3 separate regions of the Homo sapiens genome follow, and all the other regions are linked to region 3. Evidence: read pairs that join two places in POLR2A ChIA-PET (ENCODE). Cell type or tissue: MCF 10A. All regions are shown on one strand. Links, peaks and the distances in the headings refer to the core of each region. The heading gives the core; the rest is flanking DNA.

The links. ChIA-PET counts read pairs that join two places held together with the same protein. Peaks named below come from ENCODE experiments on the same cell type or tissue, not always from the same donor. Only the 100,000 strongest peaks of a DNase experiment are listed, where the experiment ranks them.
Region 1: POLR2A ChIA-PET joins it to region 3 with 7 read pairs; 4 of 35 experiments call an interaction of 5 or more read pairs at or near these places.
Region 2: POLR2A ChIA-PET joins it to region 3 with 6 read pairs; 2 of 35 experiments call an interaction of 5 or more read pairs at or near these places.

What each region holds. Positions count from the first base shown.
Region 1 is chr13:30,136,922-30,147,112 of GRCh38, forward strand. No RefSeq gene overlaps it. Among named protein-coding and RNA genes, the nearest start is that of LINC00384, 11 kb to the right of the region's middle. RefSeq lists an enhancer at 9,104-9,533. In MCF 10A, for the core only: no CTCF peak of the experiment used is centred there; DNase peaks (open chromatin) are centred at 5,670, 6,030 and 6,930.
Region 2 is chr13:30,121,216-30,131,406 of GRCh38, forward strand. No RefSeq gene overlaps it. Among named protein-coding and RNA genes, the nearest start is that of LINC00365, 17 kb to the left of the region's middle. In MCF 10A, for the core only: no CTCF peak of the experiment used is centred there; a DNase peak (open chromatin) is centred at 4,636.
Region 3 is chr13:30,390,244-30,400,434 of GRCh38, forward strand. No RefSeq gene overlaps it. Among named protein-coding and RNA genes, the nearest start is that of LINC00426, 21 kb to the left of the region's middle. In MCF 10A, for the core only: no CTCF peak of the experiment used is centred there; a DNase peak (open chromatin) is centred at 5,418.

The DNA.
Region 1 (10,191 bases), core at 2,975-7,974, 250 kb before region 3:
GGCAAGGCAGGGACAGAGCCCAAGAGTGCCTTGGGTGCGTCTCAGACACCTTTCCTCAAAACAGTCTGGTCCCAGAACCCAAGCAGGACACAACGTGAGGACTGTGGGTGGGGAGGGGAAGCAGAGACCCTGGCTGGAATTCACGATCTGGCTCTGGCTCTGCCAGCTGATGACCTCAGGCAGAGCATGTGCCCTCTGTGATTCTCAGGCTTCCCCATCTGTATAATGGGAGCATATTTCTTGGCAGCATTATTGTGAGATTAGTGATAAAGAATGTTTGCACCACGACAGGCAGATCGCAGGTCCTCAAGATGGAGGCTATGGTTGGAAGAGTGGATTCTGGATTCGGACTTGGATCCTGATTTCAGGAGTCTCCTGCACTCTTTAAACTTGGTTTGCTCAAATGTGGAATGAGGATAATAACAGCACCTACCTCATGGGGTTGGTGTGAGGCTGAAATAAAATGCTGCCTGTGGACAGCCTAGCACAGAGCCGGGAAATAAGCTTCAGCTGTTATCATCTTAAAAATTTTTTAAAAAGTACTGAAGATCCTAGAAGCAGTGACATCCCAATAGCAATAAACACACTAACACACATGTTTTGTTTTCTAAATACATTCCCCACCACATGATGTCAGGGCTTTTTAGAGAAATGGCCAATTCCAGGCTAGGGATAAGAAAACTAATGGGTGGGCATAGAGCATTTTGCTGTTCCAGGGAGTAGAGAAGTGCTGAGATGGAGGGAGACTCATCAGAAGTTCATCAGAGCCAGCTGGAGGGGCTGCTGACCAAACTTGAGACAATATGACCATTAAAATGGTGATGATGGTTAATAGATGATACGACATTGAACTTTAAAACATCCACAAATGGATGTTTACCGCCTGGCCAACGTGGTAAAACCCCATCTCTACTAAAAATACAAAATTTAGCTGGGCGTGATGGCAGGTGCCTGTAATCCCAGCTACTCAGGAGGCTGAGGCAGAAGAATTGCTTGAACCTGGGAGGCGGAGGTTGCAGTGAGCCGAGATTGCGCCACTGCATTCCAGCCTGGGCGACAGAGCGAGACTTCATCTCAAAAAAAAAAAAAAAATCCACGAATCTACAGTGGTGCCCAAAACAAAGCAAAGGGATTGAATTTTGCAGCCACCAACATCATAAATGACTCAGGCAGGATCATCAGATGCAAAAAGCATTGCTGAAGGGTGCTGGGGAACAGGAGATTCACGTGACCTTAAAGCAACACTCCACATATTTCTCATCAGTTACAAATGCAAAAGATGTCATTCCCCTGGAAGACTGAGCTGCCATTACTTGCTATCAAAGTTAGCGTCACCGATAATGGGGTGAGGTGTCACTGTGAACCTCTTGGGGTATTTCTGTGGAGAGAGGAGGGAGGGTAAAAAGAGGGAAAAGGGAGAGAGAGAACAAATGTGGCAAAATGTTAATTCATGAATCCAGACAATGGATATATTCATTGTGCCATTCTTTCAACTTTTCTGTAGGCTTAGATTTTTTCAAAATGAAGTCTGTGTGAATGTGGGGGGAGTACTGGAGGGAGGTGAGACTTGGGGTGTGTTGGCCTGGGCTCGCCCTGACCTCTGTCCCAAGCACAGCCAGCTTGAAGCTTGGTGCTCTAGGAGTGACTTGAGAACTTCAGGGAGACAAGAATTTCCGAGTCAAGAGAGGCCAAGTGTGGCATCTTCCTACTGGAGGAAATCTGTGACATTCCCAAACACAGTTTCTTAGGAGCAGGGGAACTCACAGGACTACAGAACAGTGGCAGGCGAGGGCGGAAGTGCATGGGCTGGGCAGATAAGCCCGCGGCTGATGGCCCACACTCCTGCAGAGCTGCTCATGTTATTCAAAGGGGCATGGGCTCTAGATCCTTGAGGAATCGCCACACCATCTTCCACAATGGTTGAACTAATTTACACTCCCATCAACAGTGTAAAAGCGTTCCTATTTCTCCAGAGCCTTGCCAGCACCCATTGTTTCCTGACTTTTTAATAATTGCCATTCTGACTGGAGCGAGATGGTATCTCATTGTGGTTTTGATTTGCATTTCTCTAATGACCAGTGATGATGAGCTTTTTTTCATATGTTTATTGGCTGCATAAATGTCTTCTTTTGAGAAGTGTCTGTTCATAGCCTTTGCCCACTTTTTGATGGGGTTGTTTGTTTTTTTCTTGTAAATGTGTTTAAGTTCCTTGTAGATTCTGGATACCAGACTTTTGTCAGATGGGTGGACTGCAAAAATTTTCTCCCATTCTGTAGGTTGCCTGTTCACTCTGATGGCATACCCAAAGGATGATAAATCACTCTACTATAAAGACACATGCACGTGTATGTTTATTGAAGCACTATTTACAATAGCAAAGACTTGGAACCCACCCAAATGCCCATCAACGATAGACTGGATAAAGAAAATGTGGCACATATGGAATACTATTCAGCCATAAAAAAGAATGAGATAATGTCCTTTGCAGGGACATGGAGAAGCTGGAAGCCATCATTCTCAGCAAACTAACACAGGAACAGAAAACCAAACACCGTATGTTCTCACTCATAAGTGGGAGTTGAACAATCAGAACACATGGACACAGGGAGGGGAACATCACACACTAGGGCCTATCGGGGGGTGGGGGGCAAGGGGAGGGAAAGCATTAGGACAAATACCTAATGCGTGCAGGACTCAAAACCTAGATGAGGGGTTGAAAGGTGCAGCAAACCACCAGGGCACATGTATACCTATGTAACAAACCTGCACATTTTGCACATGTATCCCAGAACTTAAAATAAAAGAAAAAAAAAACAAATACAATGTACAATACACTGTTGCTAACTCTTAAAAAAGTGGGGACAGCATGGGCACTCTCTCTTCTCTTTCCTCCTCTCAGAGACTCTCTTCCACCCTCTGAGGTGGTGAATGGTGTTGGTCCATCGCTCAATTCCGCTGCTTCTGCCGAATCTTCTCAGTGCTGCTTGATGTCCGGCCGCTCTCCCTCTCAACTGTGGCCCTTGGGTTTCATGTCATACCTGGGTCCCCGTCCTCCTCTAGGCTGAGAGGGTCTCCTTTGTTAACTATCCTTACTCATTCTGCTCTGCGAATCTTTTTTATTGATACACAATAAGTGCATGTATTTATGGGGTACGTGTGCTGTTTTGATGGATGCCTAGACTGTGTGATGATCATGTCGGGGTGTTTAGGGTATCTGTCACCTCCAGTGTTTATCTCCAAACCTTGACACCCCCAGGACCCAGCCTGGGGGTGCCTTCCTCTCCCTCCACACACTTTCCTCAGGCAGTTTCATCTCTATGCAGCCTACTGTGTGCTGCCAACCCCCAAGTCTGTGTCTTGGTCCCATCGGTCTCCCAATGCACAGGCGCATGTCCTGAGCTCTCTGTTGGACACATCCATTTACCCGGGCGCCCTCCAGTCACCCTCATCACAGCAGATCCCAAATGCACAGGTAAGCTACCCACCCCAATACCGGAATCTGCTCTTCCTCTCTCTTCCTTCTCCAGGCCAATGGCTACGCTGTCCAGCTGGTCGTCTAAACTCCAGGCCTCATCCTGACTCCTGCGCTTCACCCGCTCACCAGATCCCATCAACCACCCAAGCCCTGTAGACCCCACCTCCTCCCACAGCTGCATCCTCCTCCCGCACCTCCTTCTACGTCACCTCCTTAGCACAGGCTATTACTTGCTTCCACACGGATTACAGTAACAATCTGCTATCTGGTCTCCAAGCTCTCAGTCTTGCTTCCTCCAAAACAGCCTCGGCCGGGCGTGGTGGTTCACACCTGTAATCCCAGGACTTTGGGAGGCCGAGGCAGGCGGATCACGAGGTCAGGAGATCGAGATCATCCTGGCTAACACAGTGAAACCCTGTCTCTACTAAAAATACAAAAAATTTGCCAGGTGTGGTGGCGGCCGCCTGTAGTCCCAGCTACTCGGGAGGCTGAGGCAGGAGAATGGCGTGAACCCGGGAGGCGGAGCTTGCAGTGAGCCAAGATGGCGCCACTGCACTCCAGCCTGGGCAACAGAGCGAGACTCCGTCTTAAAAAAAAAAAAAAAAAAAAAAAAAAAAAAAAAACAGCCTCCACGCTGCCCACATGATGACCTGAGAATACAAATCTGATCGTGCCACAAGGTCCCTCACCACTCAGCCTCAGGTCCTGGAATGTCCTCGTTCCTCTTTCGTAATGAACAATGTGCAGACCCCCACTTCCCATCCCCTGTCGGAGCTCGTGACCACCTGCAGGAGGCCTGCTACCCACCCTCCAGACGCAGCACCCACGTCCTGCCCTGAACACTCAGCAGAACACCCTCTTCTGTGCGCCCATAAGCAACTTGCCTGTCACTCTGGTCTCCTTCACCTCACTGGGTTCTAAGAATTGACTTCTGCACCTGTGTTACCCACTGGGCTCTGAAGCTGGGATACCGTCGTATTCACCGTGTATCTCCAGTGCTTATCATTGCGCCTGCCTTAGTCAATATTTGATTGTCTCAAGAAATTGATCTGAAAAAAATCTTGGAGTCATAAAGCATTGAGAACTGAAAGGAAACCCACAGAACAGCCAGTCAGACCCCCTCATTTTCACCTGAAGAGACTGAGAACCAGAGAGGGAAGGTGTTTTGCCTGAGTAAGGTGTTCTGCACCTTGTCATTGCTAGACCGAGATGGTCTTTTCCTTTGGTCTGCATAGTCAGATGTGTAGATAAATTACCGGACATGTGTGGGGGGAACGGAAAGGGGGGGCTCCATGTGTTCCAAACACCTGAACATCTCACAGTTCTGGAGGCACTCGGATTTATGAATAAGAGCACAGGTACAGTGGAATGTCACGTTTCCTATTTTTATTAGCATCCCCATTTGCCCGCAGCCTGATTTCTCTGACCTGGCCTGATTTCTTTCACACCCTGGCTTTTAGAGGGTGGCTCGCAGGTCAGATGATTCACTTGCTCAAACATGAAATCTTCTGCCAAGCTCAGAGGACATCTCGAGGGCAGATGCTCCTTTTGATCATCGTTTTATACTCTCTCAGCCTCATCAGGGTTATTAAGCCATTTGGTATCCCAGGCAACCTGGAAGCAGCTCCTGGACATTTTAGTCCAGAAAAGACAGTTCTGAGAGGAAAGAACAGCTCTCACGAGGGGCTGCCAGGAGATCTCTACATATGATAGGAAAGGCTCAGGAGGATGGTACCAGCTATGCATTTTTTTTTCTTTTTTAGAGACAGGGTGTTGCTCTGTCACCCAGGCTGGAGTGCCATGGCTCAATTATAGCTCACAGCAGCCTCAACCTCCTGGGCTCAAGCAGTCCTCCTGCCTTAGTCTCTCAAGTAGCTAGGACTGCAGGTGCACACTACCACGCCCAGCTAATCTTTAAAAATTTTTTGTAGAGACAGGGTCTCACTATGTTGCCCAGGCTGGTCTTGAACTTCCAGCTTCAAGTGATCCTCCTGCCTCAGCCTCCCAAAGTACTGAGATTACAAGCATGAGCCACCAACACCCAGCCCCAGATCCTTTTTTTCTAACCATGAAAATAGCTTCCTGTGGTCTAAAACCCCAGCTGAGTATTCTGCTGGGGAATCCACAAGTTTCTCCATCAGTCCAGACACAGGTTAAGCTTAATGAAAACACACAGCCAAAGAGCCGTGAGGTCACAGTCGGTGATTTCCTGAAATATTCAGAGAATGCTCCAACCCTCAACTCTGTCCCAGAGGGCATCATCCAACCCCACCGCCCTTGACAGGGAGCCACAAAAGTGCTACCAGTCCAGCCTGCTTGCCAAGCCCCGTCACAGCTGCCTCTTCCTGCAGGCTTTCTTTGAAACCTTGCTCTGGAATTCAGCTTCAGGATTCCTGCAAGTCCCTAGATCAGGAATATCAGATGTTGTGATTTTATAGGGCCTCCATTCAAAAACCACAGGGCCATTTCCATGGGTGTCTTGTTTGGCACATGAAAAGAAACAGAAGAAGCTGCCAAGCATGTGTCTCCATGAGTCATTAAGCCCTTTTCTCTGCTTCTGCCGGAGGTGTGCGCACATGCAGAGGGAAAAGGAAAAGCATGCTCTGAACCTCCAGGGCAAGCAGAGCCTCTTATAAACAGACACGTCCTTCAGACCAGACAGCGGCCGGGGAAGTGTGCAGTGGGCGGGGGAAGGTGGCTGGAGCAGAGCTTGGCGGGGCGCGTCCTCCACAGGGGGGTGTCCACATGTGGCCTGGCAGACCAGCTTGTACACAGACCCAGCAAGGCTTCTCAAGGGGCCTGCATTCCCCAAGCCACGTCCCTGAGATTGGGTGTCCCTCCTGCCCCGGCTCCATCTGATGTTTTGCAGGGCCTGGAATGGCCTCCCTGGCTTACTTCTCAGGGTCTCTAAGGATGTGTGAGGTGCCCTCAGGAGCACCCCAAGCTGCCCACTGGGACTCCTCCCACTCCTGTGCTCCTGCTGTTGCTGGTGTTCCTGAGGCTGTGAGCTCCTGGCAAGCAGTGGCTGCTGTCCTGAGGCTACTCCAAGGGAGTGTCAGGGGCACTGGGGCCCTCCTTGGATCTGGGAAGGGCACCCCATTTTCACCGGAAGCTTGGGCCCCGCTGATGCATCAAAGTCTTCAGATCCTGAGCCAATGCCAGAAGCACCTGACACCCCTCCCCTTTCTTCTGCCTGGTTTGCTTATCTAGACCTCCACCATCACCCCCAGCCACCTGACCCCAGACTCAATCTTAGGGTGTGTGAACTGTGGGAAAGGCAGGGACAGAGAAGAAATGTGGCCAGGGAACTGATGGCCACAGACACTCTTCCTATGGGGTGCAGGGTGGGGAGAGACCGCGTTCTTCCTTTAAGGGAAGCAATTGCCCAGAAGGAACTTCAGACCCTTTGGGCAGCTCTCCTGACAGCTAAATCCTAAGCCGAGCGCTGGTTCATTTTCAGCTGAGACAAAGTATTAGGAAACTTTGGCTTCAACTATGAGTCACTGAAAAAATCAAAACAAAATAGCAGTGGCTTAAACAAGATGGAAGTCTTTGTCTCTCTAATATTCCCTCAAAGGCTGGAGTTGGTCAGTACATCCCAGGCAGTTATGGAGACTGCAGAGCCAGGGACCCAGGCTGCTTCCATCCAGCAGATCTTCTGTGTCTTCTGTTCCTGAGGTCTCCTAGGGTATCTACACCCTATTCCTGCAAGTAGGAAAGAGAAAGGAAATAAAAGGGCACAGCCCCTCTTCTTAAACTTCCACTTCCTGGAAGTTGTAGCCACCACTTCTGCTTACATTCCATTGGCCACAATTCTGTCACATGGCCATGCCTAGCTGAAAGGGAGTCTGGACAATGTAGTCTTTAATACAGGCAGACTGTCTTGTGCCCAGCAAAAAACTGAGGTAAGTTCTAAAAGGAGGGGAGAATGCATAGAAGTCTGTGCCACAGACCTCCACCACCCCCCGTGCCATATACATGTGTATTAGTGTCCCAGACAAGGTGCAAGACCCTAAGTGGATATCCACTTTGGAGTCCCTAATTACCGGGGTGGACCCCTCCCAGTCTATTTTGATGAAGACCTTATCACCTCCACACCCATCTGCAGAACCAGACAGTGTCTCAAAAAGTGCAGGCTGGAGCTGCTTGTTAAAAATGCAGGCTCCCACACTCACTGGATTCACATCTCTGGGGGCAAGCCCTGAGAATCTGAAATTCATGCACACTTTCTAGGTCATTCTTATACACGCAGAAATTTCATGTCCACTATTTAGTCTATTTCAGAGAAATTAGGGGAAGAACACTTCTACACTGCTAGACCTAAGGATAGTAGAACTAACAGTAATTGCTGAGTTGGAAGGAGAAGGTGTTCAGGAGATTGTTGGTTGTGACATCTGGGAGTGCCACTCACAAGTTGTCTAGCACAGCATTGGGGAACTGGTCCAAGATTTTCAAGACAAGATCTGCTGTCTTCTGGTAATCAAATAAAAATCAGTGGTCATTGGAAGAGAAAGTAGCCTTCTCCACTGCAGCAGGGAAGGGAAGTGAGGAGACCACCATGAGTGAAGAGCTGACCACCCCCAAGAAAGCCAGAGAGCTGCTGGTGCCCTCTGAGAAAAGGAAGAAGAGGAAGAAGAAAAGAAGGTGAAATGAAGGTCGAGCACCAAGCTCTTCGCCAGACTGAGGTTTAGGAAGCAAAGACTCACCATCCATGTAAGTTGATTCCCAGCGGGGACAGAACTACCATTTGGGGAAGGAGACATTTCTAGAAGCCATAATGCAGGAATGTCACCAGGGACACTAGACGTCCTGAAACGTGAGGGACCACCCACACAATGAAGAGTTTTCTCGAGTCCTTGGGATATTGATGTTTACAATCATCTAAGCTTAGAAACAAACTGCATTTTACATAAAAACACGAAGCATTTTTGAACTGTTTAAATATAAACTGAAATTTTCAGAAGTGCAACTACCAAGTTTATTTCAGAACCCTCCCAAGAGCTGTTCACAATTTCAGAAATACATGTCAACAGCGGCTCCGCTCATGGCATCCGACTTGTGATTGGAAAAGTTCAGTCTGCATTTGTGGTCCCATTCATAGTGACTTTACACGTATGTCCAAGCTTCTGAGCTCCTTGTTAGGTTGTCTGGTTAGACATGCCTGAGCCTTTATATTTTTTTAAGTGGAATGTATTATTATCAATTCCTTTCCTTATAGTTTCTATTTATATTAATGTTAGAGTAATATAAGGATTTTTTAAAAATCTATTTCAGGAAAATAAAGGAAAGTTACAAATGACAAAAAGTATTTGTCATTACGGGGGCCGTGGGGGGTCTGGGGAGAACCTCTGCCCAGATGTGGCCCGAGGTTTTCCTTGGTATGAATGAGGCTGCTCATGACCCCTAGAGACTCTGTTGCAGCCACAGCTGATCTGGTTTACGAAGGCTTGTGCCCACCCAGCTGGCTGCCTTCAGTTTACTCTGGAGTTGTTGGCATGGACCCAGCTCTCAAAACATCCCCCCGATCAGCATCCATTGTGCAATTTATCTCAATGTGGCTATAGACTCAAGCGAGAACAGGTAGATCGCAGGGAACAAGCTTGGTCTATGCAGCAGCAGAAGGATATGGATTTGAGCGGCCCCCTGGCAGAGGCTGTTTCCGACTCAGGCCTCCAGTTGTCCCCTAGGCCTCTCTCAAGAGGATTCTCGTCAATTTGACACAGTCATTTTGTTACCAGGGACATTCCGACACACTCGCTTTACTCTTGTTTTGACCCGAGGACATTTTGATATGAACAGAAACCATCAAGCTTTCAACTGTGTTTATCACCAAGTAAGGAATGAAACAGACACTCACCCACACCTGGGCCTCACTGTGTCTCATATCATGCTGAACCCCTACCCTCTGGGAACTGGAATGCTTTAAGGCTCAGGAAAGGCTGCTGTACCAATTTATTTGCAGTAGAAGTCTGTTTTTAGGCTGGGCATGGTGGCTCATGCCTGCAACCCCAACACTTTGGGAGGCCAAGACAGGAAGATCACTTGAGCCTAGGAGTTCAAGAGCTGCTTTGCAACACAGCAAGACCCCGTGTCTAAAAAAAAAAAAAAAAAAAAAAAAAAAAAAAAAAAAAAAAAAAGCTGGGCATGGTGGCACAAGCCTGTAGTCCCACTGTCCCACTTACTCAGGAGGCTGAGATGGAGGGATCACTTGAGCCCGGAAGGTTGAGGTTGCAGTGAGCTATGATCATGCCACTGCACTCCAGCCTGGGTAACAGAGCAAGACCTTGTCTCAAAAAAAAATTTGTTTTTACAGTTGGTATAGGTCTTTCTATATAGAAGAGACACTCAAAATGATCTCACCAAAGTTTCCAGAATCTCTCATTTCACCCCAACACCAGAGGAGAGGAAACAGGGCTAAGAAATGAAAGACCCCAGAAAGAAGTGTCCACTTGGCTGATGCCAGCTGAGCAGGAAATACACGGAAGGCTCGGCAGGGTGACAGGCAGATGGGCTGCTCTTACCACCTGCCCCTGCCTCACGGTGGAGAAGGTCAAGGAGCTAGATGCGACCCTCTAGCTCAGTGGTTCTCAACCCGGGCCTCACATTGGCATCACCTAGGAAGCTTTAGAAAAGTACAGATACCTGAGTCCCACCCCAGAAATTCTGCTGTCATCAGTCTGGGGCGTAGCTGAACATGGGTCTTTTTAAAATCCCCC
Region 2 (10,191 bases), core at 1,642-6,641, 270 kb before region 3:
ATGCTGATAACTACAAACAGGGAACACATTAGAATAGTTGCCTGTGAGGGACAGGAGAAAAGAAATGGGGAATGGAGGCCAATAAAATAAATGCCTGCCTGCACACATGAATGAATGAGATGGGGCTCTGAGGAGCCAATGATCCAGTGCATCATGAACTGAAGAATGTGGTGAACCCAACCATGTGCTTCTAAGAACAAACTAAGCAGAACTCAAGTGCTATATCCATTGCCAAGGCAATTCTAGAACTGAGTGTTAAGTAGATGACTTATGAGCAGAAGTAAAGAAAGTGGTACCATGAAGAGTCTATTATGGGTTATAAACCTAAATATGACACAACATTTTGAATAAATTGTATACAGCTACCAAACTAGCAGGTCAAGGAATTTCGTTAGACATAGGATTGCATTTTTTAGCAAAGCGTTGGCATGATCCCTGTGAAAAGGATGACTACATGTGGGCAGAGTAAGTAGTACCAGATACACAGTAAAGGAACTAAGTCCAGTAAAGCTACCTAGCTTCTCTGTGCTTGAATATCTTTATCCATGAATTTGAGCTTCCAGCTCTAGATAAACTGCTTTCATGATTCCTCTTCTCTTGGGTGTCCCCTAGCCTCAGGGGCATGTAGTGGAACATTCTGTGGTCCAGCCCACAGGAAGCAAGGGCACCAGGGCTGGCTTCCTCACTAACTAGCTGTGGGACCTTGGGGAGTTCACTTAAGTTCTTTGGGCCTGAGTTTTCTCATCTCTAAAATTTAGGTGATTTAGACTGAAAGGTCTCTCAGCTTTATGATTTATGAAATATGAATAAAATAGTCTTAAACTTTTTATTAAGTCATGAACTATAAGCTCAGTTCAAAGAGCTTTTCTTGCTCCTGGACCATTTGAGAATAAGCAGCATAGCCGATCTGCTGCACCAGCCCCCTGAATATTTTCATGCATATTTCCTACAAACAAAGACTTGCATCTACATAGCCACGTGCCACCACCAACATAGGAAATTAATGTTGATGCATTAGAACCCTGGACCCCATTCAAGCCTCATCATTTGGCCCACTCTAGATAAAGGACCCGGTTCTGAATCACTTAGCAGGCTCTGTCTCCTTGGTCTCTTTCAGACTGGAAGTGTTCCTCAGTCTTCTCTTGTCTCTCAAGACCTCCACACTTTGAAGATGACAAGCTAGTTATTTAGTATAATGTCACTCATATTGGGTTTGTGTGACGTTCCCTTGTGATTGCATACAGGTTAGACATCTTCAGAAGAAATCTCACAAATGCAATGCTGTGTTCTCATTGCATCCTATCAGGCGGCAGGAAATTTTGATTTGTCCTATTACTAATAATGTTCACTTTAATCACCTCATTAGATTGGTGTCAGTCATGTTCTCTGGAAGATCACTCATTTCCTCTTTGTTATAATCATTATTTTATGAGGAAGTATTTTTAAACTATAGCTACCAAGTTATAGTTTAAAAATGGCTTAACTACCAAATTATAGTGTCTAATATAATTGTGAGAAAATAAATATCTGTTGTTTAAGCCACTAAATCAGCAGTATGTTGTGAGAGCAGCCCAAGAAGATGAATACATTATTTATTGAAAACTGTGAGATCCCACAAATACCTCCAATTCTAATCCAACTGGAAACTCTAGTTTTCCTCCTTTCCCTGACAGTGAGAAGCTGGATTCCTATTAACCTTAATATATCCCTTCATTTGACCAATCCCCTTGTAGGTGGCCAACCCCCATCCCCACAACCACGCACCCTGCACTCACACTGCCTGTGGGGACACCCACATCAGGCCCGCTTCCCTGGGGAGGTTCGTCCTCCTCTCCCTACTCTGATTCCCACCCTGCCAAGGACAGCCGTCACAGTGCTTGGGCTCCAATAGCCCACCCCACACCAGGCCGGCCTCTGCCTACAAGCCCTCCTTCATTGACTTGTGTGCTCCTAAGCTCACAAAGGAACCTACAACTATAAATACCTTGAAAACTCATAAATATTTTAACTTTACTTCCTAATACTTCCTACTTTAAAAATACCAGCTCCTTCCACCTCCATGGCATCAGATGTTCAGAAATTCTCCTCCTCTGAAAGGACACATGAGGATGGGCAGGAAACCTGAACGAAGGCAGGCAGTCGGTCGTCTCTCCCCTATTCCCTCAAAACTGCAGCTCTGGGGCCCAGCAGCCTCCTGGAGGTCTCCATGTAGACGGTTCATGAGCGCCTTCACTGACATGACCAAGCTGACCTTGGCCATCCTTGTCTCTGTGAGTGGCACCACCATCCACTCGATGACTCATTCCAAAAATCTGAAGTTATTCTTGATTCTCCTCTCTCCCGATAGCCCTTTCCACACGGTATATATTGACTTGACTTCTCAAACATCCTCCGAGCTTTCTCCTCTGTCCATCGCCAGGCTCCTCATGGGGCCTAAGCCACCGTCATCCTCCATCGAACAGCCATGTTCTCCCTGGCTCCTGGGTCCCGCCTGCCTCCCTGGGTGGCCATGTCATGGTTCGCAGCCATGCACCCCTTCATTCTTGCTGAAAGGACTGTCCCTCTCAGCCTCATCCACTTTGGCCTGGGCCTTGGGACTTGCTTTGGTTGCGGGTGGCAGGGCTCGTGGGCCCTGGTTCCACCTGTGTCAGGGGCTCCCCCTTCAGCCTGGTCCTGGGGAGAGAAGGCAGCTGGAGCACAGCAGGGCCCTTGGCTCTCCAGAAATGTGAGCAAGAACTCACATGTGAACCATGGTAGGCTTTGGTAAACCTGGGGACGTATCTTCCCATGGCAAAGCTTATTAATAAGTCCCCTAAAATCTATTCCCCACAGTAGCCACTAGTTATGTTCAAAAAGTAAATTCTGCCATGTCTTTCCCTTGCTTTGCACCCACCGTGGCTGCTGCAGTTCTCTGAGTAAGAGGCCAGCCCTGATGGGAGCTCAGGACACCTTAGCCCTCCTGCCACATCCACCTCCAGCCCGACCCTCTCCTCCCGCCCCTTACTCTCCCCTGGCACTCCCAGGTCTCATTCTGGTCTGCCGTCCCGGCGCTGGCTCTTCCCTTTGCCTGGGTTGAGCTGCTGCCACCTCAACAGGATGGCTCACCTCATGATTTAGACCTTAGACGGAACAGCCCTGCTCCAGAGAGGTGACCTGACCACCCGTCCCCACTGGGGCACCACCCAGGCACCACACCAGCCTCTGCATCACGTGCAGCGCACTTGTTCAAACCGCTGGTGATTTCACGTCTCTGCATATTTTACTTGTTTATCGTCTCCTCCTCTCACTCTGGGAGTGCAGGGAACCATCTGTCTGGGCACTCACAGGTCTCCTTGGGCACAGAGTGGAGCCTGGCATGCACCCAGCACTGAGTAGGTGATGTACGCATGGACAGTGTGCAGCCAGGGCCTTGAAAGCAGTAATGCTTTCCCTGGGTGAGATACAGAGACGGCCTTTGAAGGAAAGACAAGTAAGACGGAAGTCTGAAGACCAGATGGGAACAAGGAACACCAGCCTGTGCGAGGTGTGGAGGCATCGCAGGAAGACCCTCGGAGGAGCTGTCAGGAGAACAGATTCTGGTCCAGCTCTGAGATGTGACCTGGGTGCCCACTTCTCTGGGCCCCGGTTGTCCTCTTGAGAAGCCGTGGGATATTCTTGAAAGGATCTCTAAAGCTCTGTCTGGTTTTGTGATGCTTGAGTGTTTTGCATGCACGGCAACCATCTTTGGAAACAGACCCAAGTCCAGGGTTTGGTGAGGAAGTGGCTGAAGGCCATTCACGGTCGGTTCACTCTTTCAGCAGAGAGAACAAAAGTGCAAGCCCCTGAAGAGATGTGGAAAGCGCTGAGAGGCCGGAGTCGGTCTGTTTGCTCCTGGGGCGCCGAGGACCCTCCTTGGGGCTGCAGGCGGAAACTATCCCGGAAGCGAGAGGACCTGGGGCTAAGCTCACTCACTTCCTGAGCCACCAGGATAAGTAGGCCACTTTTCTGAGCATCAATATTTTTATCTATAAAATAGATCTAACACTGCCAATTTACAGGGATTTTGCGGAGATTAAATAAGAAAACATAACAAGAAGTGCTAACATGTATTGAGTGCTTAGTCTGAGCCAGGCACTGCACTGTTATTTACATGTCTTATTTAATTCTTATGACAATCCCATAACATTGGGACTATTGTTATCTGTACTTCTAGATGAGGAAATGGAGGCATGGAGTGCGTAGGCAACTTGTCCAAGGCCCCTCATTCAGTGACCCATAATCTGCATGACTTCCGTCACTCATCCCACCTAAGTAGTAAATGCACCTGCTTCTCCATTCACATATGTAGCAAGTCCAGCAGTGCCTGGCACGGAATAGACACTCTATAAATCATGCATTTCCATCCTAATGTCCAGTTTTCAGCAGTGCATTAGCTTGGTCCTCTGGAGAATGTTTTTCTGCCTTCTGTAAATTAATGCTGGTACCTAACTGCTTTGGAGAGTCACTTTGCCCTGAGCTGTGTGTGTGTGGTGTGAGTGTGTGTGTGTGTGTGTGTGTGTGTTGAACTTCTAGGGTTCTCTGCTTCCAGTCACTTCTCCCACCCCTAGGTATTGCACAAGGAGAGTGAAGTGTTTGCTTTGTAAATGCAGCTTGGAAAAGCACTGTAGATGGATAAAAGGTGCTGGCCGATGTGAGTCATTCTCATAGGCTTGGCAAGGATACTTCAGAGCAAAGGAGGCCCTGGGCAAAACAATAAAAACATCTTCTGAAGCTCATAGAAGTGCATCTTGCTTGGGAGTCTGTGGGTTGCATTGTACAGAATGTTCCCGGAGTTCAGGAATTGGAAGGAACTGGTAACATAAAACAATTCTAATTGTCTATTTTAAAAAGCAATGTTGGAAGAATCAAGGATGGGAATAATAAGCAAATAACTTAGCTGAAAGATTTTATTAGTTATTTCAAAAATGCATTCTCCAAAATTTTTCCTTTTTCAATTTTAAAGAAAGGTAAAACCTTTTCCCAAAAGAAAAAAAAAGTGTATTTTTTTTCTATTATTTCTTTTCCCAGATCTTTACATGTAATTGATAGATTTGGGAGCTGGAAGAATTGTGGAAATCGCCCAGTTGAATCCCTTCCTATTACAGTGAGAAACCTGAGGCCTGGCAATATTAAGGTTTGGCCAAAGGCACACAGTGAGAGCAAAGAAATGCAGTCTCTAAATGTATTCCACCAGAGCCTTTCATGGTTTGAAGCATTTCAAAGCCCAAATTAGTGTAAACCCCAAAAATGCATGTCTGTTTTGCAAGCTGCCCACCCTCTGTGCTTGAATTCACCCAGCCTAGGATGCTTAGAAGCCCTCACGGGGCCTGTCCGTCTCTGAGGAGTGTTGGGTGTTCGTGAAAGTCCTCTTTTTATTGATCAGAATGTGATTGATCTTGTGTGGCTTCTACCTGTATCAATGCCACTTTATTCGCCTGCTGCTGGAACTTAGAGAACTGGAATCTAGTGTTTCTATGAGTCCTACCCTACGTGTGGACTAAAGGCCTAGCCTAGAAGAGGCAATGGGGAGCACACCGATTTAACTCCAAGCTCTCAGATAGGTGCCTGCACACTGCCCTATTGATCATGACCTCCAGAAACAATCTCATCTGAGCTTATCCCTAAGTTTTCACTCTGGATGACATTTTCCTAAGCCCAGCCAGAGGGTGCGACAGGAGGAGGATTCTCCCTGGCTCCCTGTCCCTGCTTTTCCAGGCAGCATTATCAGTCCCACAGCTCCTAATGGTGTTCCCAAAACAGGGCTGTGAAGATCTCTTCCTGCATGGCCACAAGCTATAAAGCTACCCAACCCATAAACCACAGCCAGCCAAAGGCCGACAGTGCACCCGAGAGCTTCTGTGCTGCACCAAAGCTCCAGAGCTGTTCACCAGGTCTTGACACTTCATGCTTTTGAGGCTAGATCAGAGCCCTATTAGAGGCTGGAGCCTTGCAGATCTTTTCCAGGCAGCAAAGCTGAGTAGCCAGAGTTGACAAAGGGGTGGCAGCCAGCTGCCAGGCACACAGAGAAGCAAAGCCAGGCGGAAGGCTGGGAATCATGAGGAGGAAAGAGGTTGTCACTAAAGAGACCTTATCTTGAATAAGTCAGTAACAGCTACCATTTATTAACTACTGGATGCCAGTCTCTATGCTAAGCATTTTATATGTTATTTCATTAAATTGCAATAAATCTGCACTAGAACCTAATAAGAAGGCTATTGCCATTCCGCTTTACAGAGGAGAACCTGAGGCACAAGGAGGATGAATCACTCGTGAGGTCACTTCATTAGTAAGTGGCTGAGATAGAAGTCAAACCTAGATTTACTCCAAATGAAGACTCCAACCGCTACTCCATTGGGCTACTTCCTGCGTAGATCCCCCTGAAGCTGAGAGAGGGGGCCTCTCTCTCCTCCCACTCCCCGGCACCAACATGGTTTGGGAGCTCCAAAGTGCCTTTAGCATTCAGTCACCTCTGAGTGTCAGATGCTGCTGCAGGCTGGGATTCCATTTATGGCAGCAAAACGCCAAGCCCAATGGAAGACCCAACTCATTCCTTCTCTCAACACTGAACTCTACCCAGAAGCCAGGTGGTCAGTCACTGGTCAGAAGGGACCATTTCCTTCAGTGGGGCAAGAGATCTGATTGAGGACTCAGTCACCCATGGAACCTCTAGGCACTTTTAGGGCCTCCAAGCAAACCATGAGGCACTAAGAATTACGGCAGGGCTGCCCCAGTAGAAATCACACGGTGTTTTAGAGTCAGTCTCTGAACATGGATGATTGAAGACCAGGCCCAAAATGATGCCAACCCATCCAGGGCAGCCTCAATAGCTCACTTGCCTGGGAGCGAGACTCTGAATTCAGAAGTTAGCCAGTGAGCATGGCAGTTCTGTTACTGCCTGCTTAAAGACCTTTGTTGTCAACATAGCAGAGTTGGAATGTGTTAGCCCAGCTCACATGAACTTTATGTAACATACTTCATTAGCTTTATATGCTATCCAACTCACACACTCTCCCTTATCTCCTTCCACACTAATCTTTCACTCCTCAACACCTGCCAAGTTCTTCCATGATCTGGGTCTTGGCACATGCTGCTCCCCATTCCCCTACCCAGAATACACTTCTCCTGTTCTCTACCTCATGCACTCCTACATAGTCTTCAAGGCCCAGTTCAAATGTCCCTGCCCCTCCAGAATCTTCCCTGACCCCCAGAAGTTACTTCTTTTATGCATCACATAGTCGATTATTCAGACATCTGTTATACTAATTAACTTGTAGGAACTCTTTTTCTTTTCTTTTTTTTTTTTTTTTTACAGTGTAGCGGAGGAAGTTTATTTACGGATGTGGGGAGAACATGGTAAAGGCCCCTGGGCTGGCCAGCAAGGGGGCAAGGAACTCTTACAGCTTGTTAGGTATGTCTTCCCAACTAGGCCCTGAACTTCTCAAGGTTGCAGTTGCAACAGTGATGATAATGGCAACACTAACTAGCTGTAGCAGGTAGGGTGTATGGCTTGGCAGAACGTCTGTGTAATTATTAGCAAACCACCACTGTGTTGATTGAATAGGTGTAAGATTCTCCCATCTTGCTCTGCTCATGCTTGCAGCCCACATTTCCTGTCTCAGAACCTGTATGTGCATATCGCTGGTTGATGAACCCCATCTGGCTCTGCAGTTTGACTATTCCTGCAGTTTTCACTTTTCTCCTTTCTAGTCATCCTTTTTTTCCATGCTGTTGGTCTGTCTTCATGAAGTTTCATCTTGCTCTTTTTTTTTTTGAGATGGAGTCTCGCTCTGTGGTCCAGGCTGGAGTGCAGTGGCACAATCTCGGGTTACTGCAACCTCCGCCTCCTGGGTTCACGCCATTCTCCTGCCTCAGCCTCCCGAGTAGCTGGGATTACAGGCAACCACCACCACGCCCAGCTAATTTTTGTATTTTTAGTAGAGATGGGGTTTTGCCATGTTGGCCAGGCTGGTTTCCAACTCCTGACCTCAGGTGATCCACCCACCTCAGCCTCCCAAAGTGCTGGGATTATAGGCGTGAGCCACCATGCCCAGCCAATTGCTTAAAACTTTTAAAACTTTAAGTGAATAGAATCTAGAAATGCATACCAGTCTTCCAAAGAATCACTAATAGTTGTTATATATCAGTGTCCAAATCTTAATCATAAATGATGTGATCAGTGAGTGATTCTTGAACATTCATTGCTGAGGGTGGTCATAGCACTTCACACTCCACCATCCTTGGGAAGGCAGCAGAAGCATCATTGGTGCAGATGCAGGTATTGTAACTGCTATTCCATAGACAGATGGAAGTGGCATGCAGGAGAGGCAATAACCCTCCCACAGTCCTCACCACATGCCCCTCTCCTCCGCCTTGGGAGCTTTCCAAGCATGATAGTGGTTGGGCCTCACAATAACCTCTGAGAAAGCTGTTAGCATCAGGAAGTCAGAGAGGCCATCCGAATACACCCTTCTGACCTCCCCCCTCTTTACCTCAGGGCATAATGTGAAGTTTCTTCAACAGGACCCTCCCCATGAATGTTTGTAGGGCTCATGACTCAATCAATGAATGGATGGCAAATCCACTCATGTCATCGAGACATGAACACTTGGAAACTGAGGGAAATGTAGCTTCCTGTGAGAGTAGCAGGATGGTGATGTGGTGATGCCAGGATGAAGGGAATCATGGTGTCTAGAGGCTGGGCAATTTGACCCTTCCCAGACCCTGAGGACATGGGGTCTCCGAAGCAGATGCCCAAGTAAATCTACTCCAATATGGGAAGATGAAAGTAAAAATTCTATTCATAATTATTTTGTTTAAGAATAAAAGCTTGAGTTACATAAATATGTGATAAATAAATGGACAGTAGAATATGTGTGTGCATATGTATGCATATTTGTAATTTTTTTTTTTGAGACAGAGTTTTCCTCTGTCACCCAGGCTGGAGTGCAATGGCACAATCTCAGTTCACTGCAACCTCCACCTCCCGGGTTCAAGCAATTCTCCTGACTCAGCCTCCCAGGTAGCTGGGATTACAGGTGCCTGCCAACCATGCCTAGCTAATTTTTTTTGTATTTTTAGTAGAGACAGGGTTTCACCATGTTGGCCAGGCTGGTCTCGAACTCCTGAGCTCCAGCAATCTGCCCACCTCGGCCTCCCAAAGTGCTGGGCGTGAGTCACTACACCCGGCCGCATATTTGTAATTTAAAATAAACATACGTAGATGAGGGTACACCTGCCCCAACATTTTTCATCATAGAGAAGCATGGTCAGAATAGTTTGAAGACTACCAGCTAAGGTAGTGACAGCAAATCCAATTCACATCAGGGAGGTGGTAAGGCACAGGCCTGAGGAAGCCTCGATGCTCACGGACTGCCCTGCAGCAGGGTGGGATAAAAGTGTCACTCCAGAAAAGAAAGGAGGAAAAGTATCTCTCTGAGAACCCAAACTTCATAATCCAATTGTGAAACTAGTGTAGATTTTTAGTCAACAGAAATGTAATCCCTGTGTGCTGTAGGCATCTCTGACACCCAGAACTGATAGTGGCCAAACACCGTTAATAATCACTGGGCACCATTTACGGAGGTAACCTCCACCTTTAGAACTGCCACACCTGGGCCGGGCGCGGTGGCTCAAACCTGTAATCCCAGCACTTTGGGAGGCCTAGGCAGGTGGATTGCCTGAGCTCAGGAGTTTGAGACCAACCCGGGCAACATGGTGAAACCCATCTCTACTAAAAAATACAAAAAATTTGCCGGGTGCGGTGGCGCGCGGCTGTAGTCCCAGCTACTCAAGAGGCTGAGGCAGGAGAATTGCTTGAATCCGGGAGGCGGAGGTTGCAGTGAGCCGAGATGGTGCCACTGCACTCCAGCCTGGGTGACAGAGTGAGATTCCGTCTCAAATAAATAAATAATAAATAAATAAAACAAATAAATGCCACACCTGATTGTCACCACCACCTTATGTTCTACATTGTACCTCAATTTTACAGAAGAGGAATCAGGCTCAGAGAAGCTAAAGAAGCGGCCTGAGTCCCAGCTAGCAAACAGCAAAGCCATGATTTGGACAGAAGCCTGTGTGACTCCAAAACCCACGCTCTTTTCACTGTGATGCACGGCTAATACTGAGCTGAGTGATGGGAAAGGAGCTCTCTCTGTGGATTTCCAGGATACCTTC
Region 3 (10,191 bases), core at 2,793-7,792:
AGGAGGATCACTTGAGGCCAGGAGTTCCATACCAGCCTGGCCAACATGGCAAAACCCCATCTCTACTAAAAATACAAAAATTAGCTGGGTGTGGTGGTGCACACCTGTAATCCCAGCTACTTGGGAGGCTGAGAATTGCTTGAACCTGGGAGGCAGAGGTGGCAGTGAGCCAGGATCATGCCACTGCACTCCAGCCTGGGCAACAGAGCAAGACCCTGTCTCAAAAAAAAAAAAAAGCAAGGAGATTCTAAAGTTGATCTGCAGTGCACTGTCTCCAGATCAACAAACCTGGAGGCTGGCAAAGTTATCTGAAGAATTTGGGCAGAAATATATTTATCTGTATCATTAAAAAAAAAAAAACAGCCAAGTGCTGTGGCTCACGCCTGTAATCCCAGCACTTTGGGAGGCTAAGGCAGATGGATCGTTTGAACCCAGGAGTTCAAGACCAGACTGGGCAACATGGTGAAACCCCAGCTCTCCTAAAAATGCAAAAATTCAACCGGGCATGGTGATGTGCACCTGTAGTCCCAGCTACTCAGGAGTCTGAGGAGGGAAGATCACTTGAACCCGGGAAGCAGAGGTTGCAATGAGCCATGATCACGCCACTGCACTCCAGCCTGGGTGACAGAGGAAGACTGTTCCTCAAAGTAAAATAAAAATAAGAAAAATAATAAATCAAAGATTAGTTCAGAAATCTGCAAAGTAGGATACACTGGTTAAGCACTTACTATGTATCAAGTGCTTAACCAGTGTAACCTATTTTACATTGTGTAACCAATGCATGCATTGTCATTTAATTCTTTTCTTTCTTTCTTTCTTTCTTTCTTTCTTTTTTTTTTTTTTTTTGAGATGGAGTCTTGCTCTATTGCCTAGGCTTGAGTATAGCGGTGCAATCTCAGCTCACTGCAACCTCTGCCTTCCGGGATCAAGCAATTCCCCTGCCTCAGCCTCCCAAGTAGCTGAGAGTGTGTGCATGTGCCACCATGGCTGGCTAATTTTTTTGTGTTTTTAGTAGAGATAGGTTTTCGCCATGTTGGCCAGGCTGGTCTCAAACTCCTGACCTCAGGCAATCCTCCCACCTCAGCCTCCCAAAGTTCTGGGATTACAGGTGTGAGCCACTGCACCTGGCTGTAATTCTTAAAACACCTCTACTATATAGATATTAGTATTACATATTACAAATAGGGAAACTGAGGCATAGTTAAAGTAACTTGTGCAAAGTCACACGGCTAATTAGGGAGTAGGGATTCCAACCCAGTCTCTGACTACAGAACTCTCAACCACTACGTTGAAGTTTTCAGGCACCACCTGTCTCAGATTCACTCTGACCGTGGGGAAATGAGTATGCATCTACACTCAAAGGTATTGTTACCTTTTTTCCTCACAATACTGTCGTCCAAGAGAATTAGCTCTGTGTCCAGTTTACAACTCTCCCACTCTGCGTCACCTTCCTATCAGCATATCAAAAACCACGCTACCTCCCAACTCTGCTTTAAGAATCTAAAGAACTGGATGCTGATGATGGCAAAGTCTGTTGATAGATCTCAAGCAGTGGCTCTCAATCAGGAGTGATTTTGGCCCGCAGGGGACATTCGGCTATTTTTGATCATCACAACTTAGGTGGGAGTGGGGAGGGGAGCTACCTGGTAGCAGCCAGGGATGTTGCAAAACATCCTATAATGCACAGGTAGCTCTCCCACCCACCCATCAGTCTGGCCCAAAATGTCAATAGTGTTGAGGTTGAAAAACTCTGAGCTAAAAAAATCAGTAATGCTCGTTAGCCCTCGTCCACAGCCCGGCCCGGAATGAAGCATGGCTAGCATGGCGGACACCAGTCAAGAAATGGTATCAGATGGGTTAGCTCTTCTGCAAGGGGAGATGCTGATGCTTGCACTTGGGCTTCTTCCAGCCAGCTAATTAACACATCTACAGATTGCCTGAACTGACAGCCTCCTTTCCCCCAGACAAACAGCATGCTGATAAGCCTTTCCAAAATCAAAATACTGTCCTGACAAACTAAGGGAGTGATTCAGCAAGGTGAGTCTTTCTGCTGCGCGTGAGGCAAAGGCATAGGACCTAGTCTAGAGGCAGTCAATGGGGTGGCATGCCCAGAGTGAAGGGCATGCCCAGAGTGAAGTATGGCATTAGTAAGGGCAAGGGGGCATCGGCAGAGAAAGTCAGGAAAGATCATTACCATCCAATGGGGAGGAGTGGAACTTTAAAACTGGTCAGGGAATCCTGTTGGCTTCACTCGCTTATTATTTTAGCAGGCAATGAGATCATGGTCTGCAAGAACAGAGCTAAAGAGCTGGGAGCTATAACCACATACTGCTGCAAATAAAGTCAGCTCCAGTATGGAAAGGAACACAAGGCATGGGCTGCATTTGATTCACCCAAGGTTCAAGGTCAGAGTTGTGCCATGAAGGCACCAGTGGAGTTGGGGGGAGGCAGACACACCTGGTTTTGAACTCCAGCTTTGAAATACTTCCACCATGTGTAGGCAGAAAACAATTTCTCTGAGACTTCATTTCCCATCTGTAGAGCAGGAGAAATAATAAGAGTCACTATGCAGGGCTGTCCTGAGAAGCAAAGGGTGTGATACGTGTAATCCAGCGCTTGGATAGGGGGCTGTGCACAAAATTAGTCTGGAACAAGAGCCAAGTCGTCCCTCCTGCTCCCCTCCTCCCTTTCCTTGCACATGGTTTTCCCGGGTGCCTGGCTGACAGAGGAACTGTTCCTGGGGCTGAGTCCTGCGATCCCAATAGAGGCTTTTTATTAAGTAGAATTTACACTGACAACCTATTCCATACGATATGTCCAGAGAGCAAGCTCACCTTAAACAAGCATATTCAACTTTTCTAGAGCCCAGAAAATCACTTTTTGAAATACTTATTATGAACCTGGGGTCCCTAGAAGAAGATTTACCATGAAGTTAATGAAAATGAAACTTCAGGCTTCTCACTTCACCCGTCCCGCAGGGAGGCTCAAGCCAGGGCCCCAGCAGCCTATGCATATGGTCACTCACTGTTATAAACTCTGCAATGGTAAGATGTTTAGTTGCTTCAGATCACTGCCTCTTTCCACCTTGACTTCCATTTGGCCACATTTCCTCTCCTTTTGGGTGGCTTTGGAATGGCCATGGGCATTTTGGGGACCTAGCAAAAGAACCCAAGTTAGAGCTACCTTTAGTTTTGGGTTGATTATGATATACTGATACAGTCAATTTCTTTCTTTCTTTTGAGACAGGGTATCGCTCTATCACCGGACTGAAGTGCAGTGGTGTGATCAGGGCTCACTGCAGCCTAGACCTCCTGGGGGCAAGCAATCCTCCTGTCTCAGTCTCCCAAGTAGCTGGGACTATAGGCACATACCACCACACCCAATTAATTTTTGGATTTTTTTTGTAGAGACTGGGTTTGGCCATGTTGCCCAGGCTGGTCTCAAACTCCTGGGTTCAATCAATCTGCCCAACTCAGTCTCTCAAAGTGCTGGGATTACAGGTACGAGCCACTGCTCCTGGTTGATGCAGTCACTTTCGTATAGCCAAGCTACTGCTTAGAAAAGGTTTCTGGGGATATTCCTACGTTCCGACTTAGCTGGCATGGAGTCGTAAAGGCTCAGACTCAAGCATCATATCATGATATGTGCATGTCCCCAGAGCAAGGGGGGGAAACAAGATGTGAAATAGGGTCCTACAAGAGTCTGGGGCAAAGCTTTCCAATCATCAAACTTGTACAATTGTAGGTACACTTAAACGGATCACTGGTCAAGATGAAAGTTCTCACCTTTCAGGAACATAAGAGGCCATCAATGAATATCTGCCCCAAAATGTGGGATAGAAAGGATTTTAGAGATATGTTAGTCAGTTAATTATATGTTTTTCTAAATTTAGTGATACTTTAATACCTAATTTTGTATGTTTGAATTTATATTCTCTTCCTTCCAAATTACATAAGCTTCAGGACCTACGAAACCTAGATTCACCCCTTTGGCTCACATGCTCTTATTTTAGCTTTTTTTTTTTTTTTTTGAGACGGGGTCCCACTCTGTCACCCAGGCTAGAGTGCAGTGGCGCAATCTCAGCTCACTGCAACCTCTGCCACCCGGGTTTGAGCAATTATCTTGCCTCAGCCTCCCGAGTAGCTAGGATTACAGGCACACACCACCATGCCCAGATAATTTTTTTTGTATTTTTAGTAGAGATGGGGCTTCACCATGTTGGCCAGGCTGGTCTCGAACTCCTGATCTCAGCCTCCTAAAGTGCTGAGATTACAGGCGTATTTTAGCTTTTTGAAGAGGGTAGGATGGAGAAAAAGATGAAGAGGGAGAAAACCAAACTTCCTAACTAAATTTTGTGAAATAATTATATTTCAGTGACACAGTGAAATTCTTTGTATGGTTGTTCTTTCTGAAAAGAGCGAAATGAAATAGGATTGAGAATCCTGACTATACCAATAGATTTTCTTTTAAGGCTGCGTCTGTTCTGCAGTGTTTGGGTAAAGCACTTTCTGTGCATTGTGAAATAAAACACGCCTAGATTGTTAAAAAAAAAAAAAAAAGGCTGTCAATTTTCCGTTAAAGCCTTTTATCTGTACTTTACCCCTTCCCTCCAGCAGATTCTAAACTCTTCATTCACACCCACTATTGTCACTTCCACACTAAATTAAACAAACTCAGTTCGATCACTGCAGTTTTTGGAAGCACAAAGTAACACTATACAAGTTAGAGAAAGTGAAAGAACTTCTTTCTAAATTCAAACGGCTGAACAAGGAAACATTCAGGTAGGCAGAGTCCTTGCAGTTTCTGTTCTTACCACAGAAAAACTTAAAGAAGCCACATTCTGGATGTTGTTTTTCATGTTAACAAAAAGTCCAGACGGACCCCATAGCTCACAGTGCTTCTTCTCACCCCTCGCCCCTCCCCAAACTCCATCGACCCAGAAGCATTAATTTCATAAGGAAGAGAAAACTTGGCTTTCTACTAAATTCAGCTCTGAATTCAGCCCTCCATTTCCCAAGGGCTAGGACCCAGAGCCAAGTCAGCCCGCCCCTCCCTCTCGCTCCCAGACCTGAGCTGCGGATGCTGCAGCCCAGCACTCCTCCAGGTTTGGAAAAGGCGGCTACGCTGGGCAAGTTTGGAAAGTTCTGGGAGAAGAGCGAAAGGAGGGAGTGTGTGTTGGCTCTTTTCCTTTCCTTGGAAAGCACTTAACAAGAATGACACCCTACCCCCACATCAAATGCCTTCTCTTGCAGTCCTGGTTGTTTTATAAAAACTGAGTTCGTGTCTTTAATGCCAGGATTTTCTTCCTGGTAGTAAGCATTGGCTAATGATTGCCAGTCGGCTTCTGCGTCTGTGTGCCATGTGACCTGGACACGTGACTTGGAGCCGGCTGTGGTTGTTACTTGTATTTGAATAAGAAGATCAAGCTTATTATTGCAGTAAAAGCCTGTGGGACTTGTCTGTGCAACGTGATTCCCCAGGCGGGTTACACAACGCACCGTACAGCCTCGTCTTCCAGAGGCTCCAGTTGTTTCGTAAGGTAAAACAAACACGATTTTATATTTTCCAAAGTGAAAGTCCATTTTCCCCCTGGAAAGTGTCTGATGATCCTGGAAAAAGATGAAGCCTAGTTTCTCCAAACCCTGTTAGTCCCCTTGGTACAGTAAGGTAGAACTACTGCCCAGCACACAATTAGAGAAAAAAAAACAAATCCAGTCTCCTTTTCAAATAAAGATTTAGGATTGACGTTAGAGAAAAAAACATCCAGTCTCCTTTTCAAATAAAGATTTAGGATTGATGTTAGAGAAAAAAACAGATCCAGTCTCCTTTTCAAATAAAGATTTAGGATTGATGTTAGAGAAAAAAACAGATCCAGTCTCCTTTTCAAATAAAGATTTAGGATTGATGTTAGAGAAAAAAACAGATCCAGTCTCCTTTTCAAATAAAGATTTAGGATTGACGTTACCTTTTACTATTTCCCCTTCTCCCTTCCTAAAAAGTCTTCAAGATATGCTCTTATCTACCTATAAAGAATTTACACTAAAAATGACGTTTTTAAATTTAAAATTTAAATGGCACGTTCATTTTGCGATTTTTTTCCCTTAGATTTCTACAACATTAATAGTTAAATTTTTATTGTCCACATACCCTGTAAAAGAGACATCAGAAGGATTCATCTTTTTGTAGGTGAGAAGAGCTGGATGTTCCCTTCAGGTTAGGATGTATGCGTGCATATATATATGCAAATATATGCAGATTTACCCCAGGAGGGCTTTTCCACGACCAAGAAGGTGACATCTTTACCATGCATGTTTTAATACTTTCCCCACCCCAATGCTGAAGAAGCCCTGCTATAATTTGCTTTCTTCTGCCTCTAAGGGTGATGACTCAACTACAGAGGCAAGATCAGGGAGGAACAATAGCTTTGGTTATCTCTAATGAGCGATCCAATAACCATCAAACCAGTGAGTTCTCTCAGCCCAAGGCTGGCGCCTCTGTGTGGAACCGCAAAGGGCACTTTTCTTTCTTTCTTTTTTTTTTTTTTTTAACTTTTATTTTAGGTTCAGGGGTACATGTGCAGGTTTGTTACACCGGCAAACTCATGTCACAGGGGTTTGTTGTACAGATTATTTCGTCATGCAGGTACTAAGCCTAGGACCAATTAAACATTAACTCTCCATTTTCCATTCCCCTACCCGCTGGTAACCACCATTCTGCTGTTGTCTCTAGACACTCATATAACTAGAGTCACATAGTATTTGTCCTTATGTGACTGACTTATTTCACTTAACATAATGTCTTAAAGATTCATCCATGTTGAAGCATATGTCAGAATATCCTTCCTTTTTTAAGGCTGGATAATATTCCATTGTATGTATACCACATTTTATCTATTCATCCATCCATGGACACTCGGGTTGCTTCTATCTTTTGGCCATTGTGAAGGATGCTGCTGTGAACCTGGGTATACAATTATCTGCATGAGTTCCTTTCAATTATTTCCTTTCAATTCCTTTCAATAGAAGTCATGCTTTCAGTTACTTTGGATAAATATCCAAAAGTAGGATTGGTGGATATATGGTAATTCTGTTTAATTTTTTCGAGGACCCACCGTACCGCTTTCCATAGAGGCTGTGCCATTTGTTTTTTCTAGAGATGGGTCTCCCTTTGTAGCTCAGGCTGGAGTGCAGCGGTGAAATCAAAGCTCACTGTCACCTCGAACTCCTGGGCTCAAGGAATCCACCCACCTCAGCCTCTCCCCGAGTAGCTGGGGCTACAGGTGTATGCCATCATACTTGGCAAAAAAATAAAAAATAATTTGTAGAGATGGATCTCACCATCTTGCCTAGGCTGGTCTGAAACTCCTGGGCTCAAGCAATCCCACCTGAGACTCCCAAAGTGCTGGGATTATAGGCATGAGCCACCACGTCTGGCTGAGGCTGTGCCATTCTGACCCTGTTGGTGGTTCAGGTCTTTGTAAGAGGTGAGCTTGAAAAAGACATAAATTTTATTCTTTGATTTTCTAAAGACTCACTAATGCTGGACATGGTACCTTGTTTCTGCCTTAGGCTCTCCTTCTACAGAGGGAAGATGGCCGTTACTATCTCTCTCAGGAAAACAAGGAACTATGGCAAGTGTTGTTGAGATAGGCTGGGAGAAATTTAGTTCAAAATATGGTATATGGCCGGGCGTGGTGGCTCACGCCTATAATCCCAGCACTTTGGGAAGCCGAGGCAGACTGATCACCTGAGGTCAGGAGTTCGAGACCAGCCTGGCCAACATAGTGAAACACCATCTCTACTAAAAATAAAAAAATAAAAAAAAAAATAGCCGGGTGTGGTGGTGCACACCGTAGTCCCAGCTACTTGGGAGGCTGAGGCAGGAGAATCACTTGAACCCGGGAGGCGGAGGTTGCAGTGAGCTGAGATTGCACCACTGCACTCCAGCCTGGGTGACAAAGTGAGACTCCGTCTCAAAAAAAAAAAAAAATACAGTATACCCTCATCCTAAGTTTTGGGGTCAGAGACTGTGCTGTCCCTTCCTCCATCATGAACTGTGCCCCTCTTTCCAATGCATAGGTCAAGGTTAGGGATGGCCATAGGGCCACTTTTGGGGGCCTAAGTTCTGATATCTGCATTGCTCACCAGACATGTATGTCAAGGACCTTCTCTGAGACAATGCTGCTTTTATAAAATACCATCCTTAGCCAGCAGACATATCTTGCCTGCATTTCTGACTTCTGTTTCAGCTCACCATCTTCCTTTTCCTTTGGTGTGGGCTACACGTCTAGAGGGAAGAGAAGCCATTGAATGTCTGTCAAAATCCAGCCAAGATTTCACTAAGAATATGCTAGCTGTATCCTTTCTCTCAGTCTCCCCCTTCCTGACCTCCTGGCCAGCGCTGACTCAGGATAGCAGAGGCTCTGCCAATTTCAGGGCACGCTTTTGCTCTCTGTTCAGTCACAGACCCACGTTAGGCCCTGTCAAAGCAGGAGAGGCCCTACACCTCTCTCATGAGGCACATAAGCAGTATTGGCATGCTGTTCTTTGGAAGGTTCCCCACAACTGTCCCTCGGCCCTCTGGCACTTTGGACAGGCTGGCCTTTTGGGCATTACCTGCCAGAGTCTCCGGAGTGTCCTCTGAGACTGGCTATGGGGAAACAGGGAAGGGGAAGGTGCTGGCGCTCATGCTGGAATAGTGCAATGTTTTGATCAAAGTTCACAGAGTGATCACTCCAGAGTAGCTGTGCTGTGTTTTTAGTCATGCTGACAGCAGCGAAGTGGCCTCTACACAAAGCCTTCTCTTGGTGCAGGATCAGAAACAGGGCTGGAGGGGGAGAACTCCTCGGTGCCGACTTACAAGGTCCCTAAGAAACAAGATCCCACCCGTATCTCCCAACAAAGGTTCAACTCTTGTTTCTGAAGCATGTGCTGCTAAATTAATTAGTCCTTAGTGGCCAGGAGAGAAGGGCCCTTGGTCATTGTAGCCATGCGGGTAATGCCCCACTGTCCCCACTCTCCCAGCCCCATCAGAGTAATACCCTACTACCCCCACTCTCCCAGCCCCATCAGGCCCCAGGGCTTGGCCTCTTGGAGGTGACTTACCCCTCTGGAGTGAGGCTCCATGAGGGCAGGGCCCCCTCTCTCTTAATCACTCTTGCATCCCTGACACCTGCAATCGTGCCCTGCAGAGAAAACATTCAATCAATATTTGTGGAATGAGTGAATCCATCACTGCAATTTTCTGTCCTGGGCTGGAGAATGGGCTTGCCTTCTCTTTAGAAGACAGTAACTGATGGCCTCGATGGAAAAGAGACAGATTCTCTCTATGTTGCCCAGGCTGGTCTTGAACTCCTGGGCTCAAGTGATCCTCCCACATTGGTCTCCCAAAGTGTTGGGATTACAGGCATGAGCCACCACGCCTGGCCTCACCTATTAAGAAACAGATTTTGCAGTAGGTTATGGGAAATTCTAGATGGAGTATTAGCACAGGAGCTGGGCTTGATGGGATATGAAGGAAAAAGGTCCCAGGAAGCATGATAGGAGAAAATGAGACAGCAAGTTTCAGATGTTCTCTGCCTTGATTTTATGACAACATACAATAGAATAGGGCATGTTACAAGAAACCATAAAGAATATTCCAAACGTTTTTTTTCTTTTGAGACGGAGTTTTCACTCTTGTTGCCCAGGGTGGCTTACAGTGGTGTGATCTTGGCTCACTGCAACCTCCGCCTCCAGAGTTCAAGTGATTCTCCTGCCTCAGCCTCCTGAGTAGCTGGGATGACAGGTGCACACCACTACGCCCAGCTAATTTTTTTGTATTTTTAGTAGAGATGGGGTGTCACCATGTTGACCAGGCTGGTCTCAAACTCCTGATCTCAGGTGATCTGCCCACCTCAGCCTCCCAAAGTGCTGGGATTACAGGCGTGAGCCACCACGCCCGGTCAAGAATATTTCACACTTATATAAAGCATGTACTAAATAACTCTAAGTAAATAGGATCCATAACTTGTTAGCTTGAATGCAAGGTAAAAATAAAATACAAATAAATAAAACAAAATAAATAAACAGGGTATTTTGAGTTGCTAGAAAAGAAAGAAAACCCTCATTTGGAAAAACCACAGGCCTCCTTGGAAGAAGTTAAGCTGGTGGTTAGGATGGGATCAAATTGTTGTCTTTATTAACAGCTGAC